Regions from separate parts of the Homo sapiens genome. Here region 2 is linked to region 1. Evidence: chromatin loops called from intact Hi-C (ENCODE). Cell type or tissue: HCT116. All regions are shown on one strand. Links, peaks and the distances in the headings refer to the core of each region. The heading gives the core; the rest is flanking DNA.

Evidence for each region. A loop is a pair of places that touch in the nucleus more often than their neighbours do. Peaks named below come from ENCODE experiments on the same cell type or tissue, not always from the same donor. Only the 100,000 strongest peaks of a DNase experiment are listed, where the experiment ranks them.
Region 2: it touches region 1 in a loop (3-fold over the local background); 8 of 110 quality-filtered maps call a loop at or near these places.

Annotation. Positions count from the first base shown.
Region 1 is chr11:121,654,637-121,657,547 of GRCh38, reverse strand. No RefSeq gene overlaps it. Among named protein-coding and RNA genes, the nearest start is that of SORL1-AS1, 200 kb to the right of the region's middle. RefSeq lists an enhancer at 1,502-1,711. In HCT116, for the core only: CTCF peaks have their summits at 1,363 and 1,931 (motif pointing left); DNase peaks (open chromatin) are centred at 1,427 and 1,847; H3K4me3 peaks cover 1,191 bases; H3K27ac peaks cover 1,712 bases.
Region 2 is chr11:122,579,117-122,582,027 of GRCh38, reverse strand. It overlaps the pseudogene RNU6-592P. Among named protein-coding and RNA genes, the nearest start is that of TRK-TTT2-1, 21 kb to the right of the region's middle. In HCT116, for the core only: CTCF peaks have their summits at 758 (motif pointing right) and 1,378 (motif pointing left); DNase peaks (open chromatin) are centred at 837, 1,337 and 1,817; H3K4me3 peaks cover 1,687 bases; H3K27ac peaks cover 2,228 bases.

The sequences.
Region 1 (2,911 bases), core at 259-2,758:
GGAGGTATTGGAACAGATGTGTGGAGGTCCCACCATCTTTCCTACGCCTCCTCCACACAGTGGGGTGGCCCCTGCAGCAGGTAAGTGATGAGCGAGGCCCCAACCACATCTAACAAGATGGCCACTCTGTCTGCCTGGCTGGCTGATGCCAGCACCAGCCGCTAGCTCCCGACATGCAGGACTTAAAGCATCTGCCAGACTGGTGCCAGCTTTTGATCAGTACCATGTTGAGCCAGAGACCTGCAGGGAAACGGTCAGGCTCCCTGTAGTCGACTAGCAGGAATCTTACTGAAGAATTTGAGCACAGATTTAAAAGTGAGGTGCAGGCAGGGGGAAGGGGTGTGGGGGACTGCTTGACAGAGGCTGTCTTTTCAAGGCCAGGTTATTCCATCTCTGCTAAGGGAAGAGACACCCTTTCCTGGCTGGTGGTTGGAGCAGGATTTCTGGGCTCCCTTTGCACATTTTGCTGCTCTGCCCTGGGGGTCAGAGGGAGTCTTTTAGCCTCAGCTCATGCATCTGTAATACCCTGAGACCACCGGGATGGGTCCCTAGTCTCCCCCGTGTCCAGCTCCACGGTGTTGCAGTAAAACCACAGCAGGGCCGTTTACAAGACACTTGACGACTCCAGCCAGTCCACTCGCCAGAGGGCCTGCAGGAGGGCTCCTGTCTTCTAAACGAGTCCTCTGCGGCCTAGGCTGCTGTCCTTAGGAAACCCAGTCTACATCCTTGGCAGACATTCAGAGTGCCCCTAAAAGCTGTGTGCTAAGATGGGGAGCCCCCTCCTCCACTGCCCCCTTCCTGGGACACCAAGCCAAGTGTTAAGCAGAGGCCCAGCCCCAGAAACAACGCGTTTTGTGTCTGACAATAGCAGCCTACGTGACTTGAAGGACTCTGCTGTTGGTAAACCAAATGCACGCCAGTTTTGCTTATTTGCTCTAACCTTCAAAGAACCTAGAGGTCCCTTTCTAGTTCAACAAATAAATCCAGTTCCACTCTAGCGGGCCTCCTGGACAAAGTTCCATTGTTACGCCTTCCCTGAATGTCCACTGCTCGCTCCCTCTCAGGCACCCTAGCCCCACGCCTGTTCACCCTTCTTTCGTTTTGGGATAAATCAGCCTCCTTTTTTTGTTTTGTTTTGTTTTGCTTTAATTCTTTCAAAGGGTAAGGAATGTTGACACCCCCGAAACATGCCTCTGATGTCTGGGTAGACTTCAGACGGCTGTATTTGAACGTGCGCTGACGCAGTCGGGCAGATTGGGTTAAACCAAATATTACAATTGCAAGAACTCATCTGGAACTAATAATTTTGAGGCCACCGAAAGTAAAAGGGCCCTGCTTTGGGGCTGGCCAGCGGCAGAGGCCAGCTCGGGCCAATGCTGCCACCTGCCGAGGGCGCCGGGAACAGGGTGCGCCGCCGCGGCCTTCCTGTTTTGCTCTGGCCCCGCTCACCGGCTCCCACGCAGACAGGTTCGCCAGCCAGCCAGACCAGGGCTATTTTAAAAGGCTAGCGCCTCTTCCCAGCCCTTGGTGTAAAGATAGCTAGTCTGGCTGTCCCGTGTCTTCGCTGAAAAAAAGACAACTTCCCAATTATAGAGCCGGGGCTGGCTACAAAGGCAGTTGCAGTTGGAGTCCGATTAAACACGTGCCGGGTGGATTACACAGATCATGTGTCAGTGGCTCGCCTAGGAGGAAGGCTCGTTTAAGTTCAGGATTTTTATTTTGCGGGGGATGATGGGGACGTACAACTCTGGGTTATGTCGGCGCATTGCTGAACTGCGAGTCACATGCCAGATCCAGAAATGATGAAAACATCTGTTTTTGCTTTAGACCAGCGAGGCTCTGGCGGTGGGGAGGGGCGCGAGAGGGACGGGAATGGCTTTGCTCACCAGCACCATCTGCTGAGCCTGCTGTGGAAACGCGTGCGTCCCCAGCACAATGCAGGTTGCCACTCGCCCCGGGAAGGGGGAGATCAACAGGTGGGGGTCTCTGCCCGGGCGATCACTCTCCATGGAGGACAGCCCCGATTGTGCCCTGGGGACTGTGCAATCCCGTATTGTCTCGGAGTGTTCACAACAAAGAGCTTTGTCCCTGAGGACTGCCCGAGGGCAGAGGAGGAGGAGAGAGAAGCAGCAAATGAATTCCCAGGTTGGGAAGGAAGGAGGTAAAGGGGGAGGGGAGTAGCTCCTTAGTGGTTTGCAGACAGTAAAAATTTGCTGTTCTTTCTGGCTGAAATCTACCAGAACAAAGGAACCACGTCTCTATGAAAACTCCCAGCTGCACTTCCCCCCACCGTCCCTCTTGCCTGCGATGGTAGCTTTTGCTCGGCATGTCTGAGAATGTTCCAGTATTCACAGAGACCTTTCTGGTCTCTATGACCAAAGTATTCACAGAGACCTTTCTGGTCAGGCAGGGCTTGACCAGCCCTTCAACGTGCAATCCTCCCAGCTTCAAGAACCCAGCAATGGGATGGTTCTGAATCGGAGCCATACTGACAGCCAAGCCAACGGCATTCTTTCGATGTACAGCAAATATTTACTGCCTGCCTGCTAGGTGCCCGGAACTCACTCAGCATAACTATTTGTCATACAGCTTAAAAAACAATACAAATATGTCAGAGAAAAATGTATGTTTAGTGTCAAGTGCGTGTTTGAGACAATGACAGCTCTGAGTTGAGAAGCAAGGCGAGGATTGCAGACCTCGAATCTACCTTTCCTCAGTATTTGGGGGCAGTTCTGAGAAGAAGCTGGATTCCTCCAGCTTGTGTTTTGGGTTGTGTAGTCAAATCCCCTGAGTAACTGATTTTAATCAACCTGCTTCAGCTCTGACCTCCAGCCCTCTGGCGTTAAAGATAAATCCTCTACAGTTCCCATCCAAACGGCATCCATTACTCACAATCAGAATTGGGTGGGGA
Region 2 (2,911 bases), core at 178-2,677, 920 kb before region 1:
ACAAATACCTAATGCATGCGGGGCTTAAAACCTAGATGATGGATTGATAGGTGCAGCAAACCACCATGGCACATGTATACCTATGTAACAAACCTGCATGTTCTGCACATGTATCCCAGAACTTAAAGTAAAATAAAAATAAAAAAAAGAGAGAGGTTATACATATCTCTCTGAGTGGCTGAAAAGAAAAAAAAAAAGATGAGATTTGGTTGGGGACACAAAGTCTAACCATATCAGAAGAGAAGAGGATGCTGGAGCTTAGCTCAGTTACTCTGAAAATTTCCTTAGGCCAAGCTGAGGAGGTAGGGGGAAAACAGTACCTCGATATTTCCTTTTTCTGTCCCTGGGTCCTTTCCTAGGCTTTGTGCTCCCGGCCCAGAGGCCAAGACGAGAAAGGAATGGCAGGAAGATTTGGGACTTTTTATGCAGCCAGTCAAGTAAGGTCATTATGAGTCTCTTGCCCAAATAATAGCAGGGCCCTAGGGTAATTCTTTGGTTCCTAGACGCATGAATGGTCTGCTGTATTAACCGGAGCTGGAAGATGGTAAGTTTGGAGAGCAAGTGCTCACATGCTGTGCATCCGGACAAGACTGTGCTTCCGTGACTAAGGTCTATGAATACACCGAGCACGTGGTTGGGCCTGACACCCGTGTCAGGTACTGGTAGGAGCAAGCAGTACTGTGTAATGTAGTTCTTTGAGAGGAAGATCTCAGCCACCATCAGAAGCATAAAAAGAAGGGTTTTGTTTGCATTAAGTCTGGAAAGAAACAGTTCACACCACTGGGTGGCAGTATGGCGCGCCTCTTTGTTTTTCCTGAGTGGCAATACTGTATTTTCCAGACTTACTAAGGAACCATGTTCCTCTCGGCCATATATAACTACCCTTTGCTTCCTGTCCTGCTCCCTGTGTCTCTGTCCCTACGCATTCTGAGCGTCAGCTGTGTGTGTGTGTGTGTGTGTGTGTGTGTGTGTGTGTGTGTGTGGTTGTCGTTGTCAGTGGTGATTTAGGAGAGGAATAAACATTTCCGATCAGTTCCGTCTTCTTTCCACACATTGACTTTCTGTACCTCTGAACTGCTGGGTTAGGTCCTTGTTAAATCTTTATTAATAAAGATTTATAGTGAATAATAATAATTTAAAAAAAAACCGGCAAGCCTACACACAACACTCTTGGGGAAGTTCATCTCTAGACTGAGATGTAAAATACTTCTGCTGAAAATATTCTTTGGGGGAAAAACCCTAAAGACAAGAAGGGACGTATTCTTTGAAAGATGAACTGGCGCTGCTTTCCCAGGGCAGAGGCAGAGGCGGAGGCAGCAGCAGACGGCGCCAGAAGTTACCTGCAGAGCTGCCCTGCCATCTGGTGGACAAAGGGGCACCTGCAGCTTGCAAACCGAATTGCAGGGCTCCCAAGATTTTAACATTTTAAATTTTTTCCACACCTCACCTGGATCAAGATTTTTATGAATTATTAAGCAAAACGAGAGAACTATCAAACTAGCAAGCAAAAAAGCCAATAAAATCCCTGTTATATATAAAGTTTCGGTGCCGCAAAAGAAATAGCACTCGAATATAAAATTTTCTTTTAATTCTCAGCAAGGCAAGGTACTTCTATAGAAGGGTGTGCCCTTACAGACAGAGCAATGGTGAGCGCACACTTGGACAAGGGATGGGAAGGGGTTCTTATCCCGGTCGCACGTGGCCCCTGCTGCTGTGTCCTTCCCCTATTGGCTAGGGTTAGACCGCACAGGCTAAACTAATTCCGATTGGTTAATTTAAAGAGAGTAACGGGGTGAGTGGTTTGGCGGGGAAAAAAAATGGTTATGCAGGGCGGAGAATGAGTCAGAGAGCAGCAGGTAGCAGGTAATCTGAATAAGTCAGGGTGGAGCAGGTGATCGGAATGAGTCAGGGTGGAGTAGATAATCGAAAAAGGTTGCTTTACGAGGAAGTTAAGTTTAAAAGTAGAAGGCAAAGAATTGAACATACTGACATATTGATTCTTTGAAGAGAAATTTAGAACTTATATCTAACAGCCCGAATAAATAAATAAAGACAATGCATGGTTGCCAGCTTTTTCTTTTGCTAATATTTTAAAAAATTGCATCTATGTTTGGCGTCCTCTTACCTCTAAAGGGCAATAACTTCCAAAGAGCTTGTGTATGGAAGCTCCAAAAGCGAACGAGAAAGTGTTGTTTTTTTTTCCCCCTGAGAGAGAGAAAAAAAGGACAACCCTTTTAATTGAATATTTAGCTTAATGGAATGATTATTACATCTTTCTTATTTTTATAATTCTGTTATAAAGGGGTGAAAAATTTATCAAGTTTCGGTAGTGGTCTAAGGATTGATATTTGAGAACCACTGGTCTAAAAGACTTCATGCAAATATTTTATAAATATCTGAGAACTCTGAAATATTTCAGCATAGGGACTTGGAGTTAAAGCACTGTATTCAATGTATTCAAAATGGCCTTTAGGGCCCATTTTAAAGCAAATATTTTATTAAAAATTGCCATTATTTCACTTTTTTCTGAGTCTTGCGGATTCTTACTGGCCTCTCACATTTGTTTCATCTTTTCCTGGCTTGGGAGGCCATTGCCTGATTTCAGCGTCATCACAGCACTTTCCTGAGGGCTGCGTGTTTCTTAGGTTGTCTCTGTTGATTGTACAAATTAAGCTTGGGCACCTACCACTTGGTATGTGTGTCCTTATAAAGTGCATAATGTGCTTCAGCAGCACGTATACTAAAATTGGAACACTACAGAGAAGATTAGCATGGCCCCTGTGCAAGGATGACACACAAATTTGTGAAGCATTCCTTGTTTTTTTTTTTTAACAAATAAAAAGGTACGGCTGGGCACGGTGACTCACGCCTGTAATCCCAGCACTTTGGGAAGCCGAGGCAGGTGGATCAC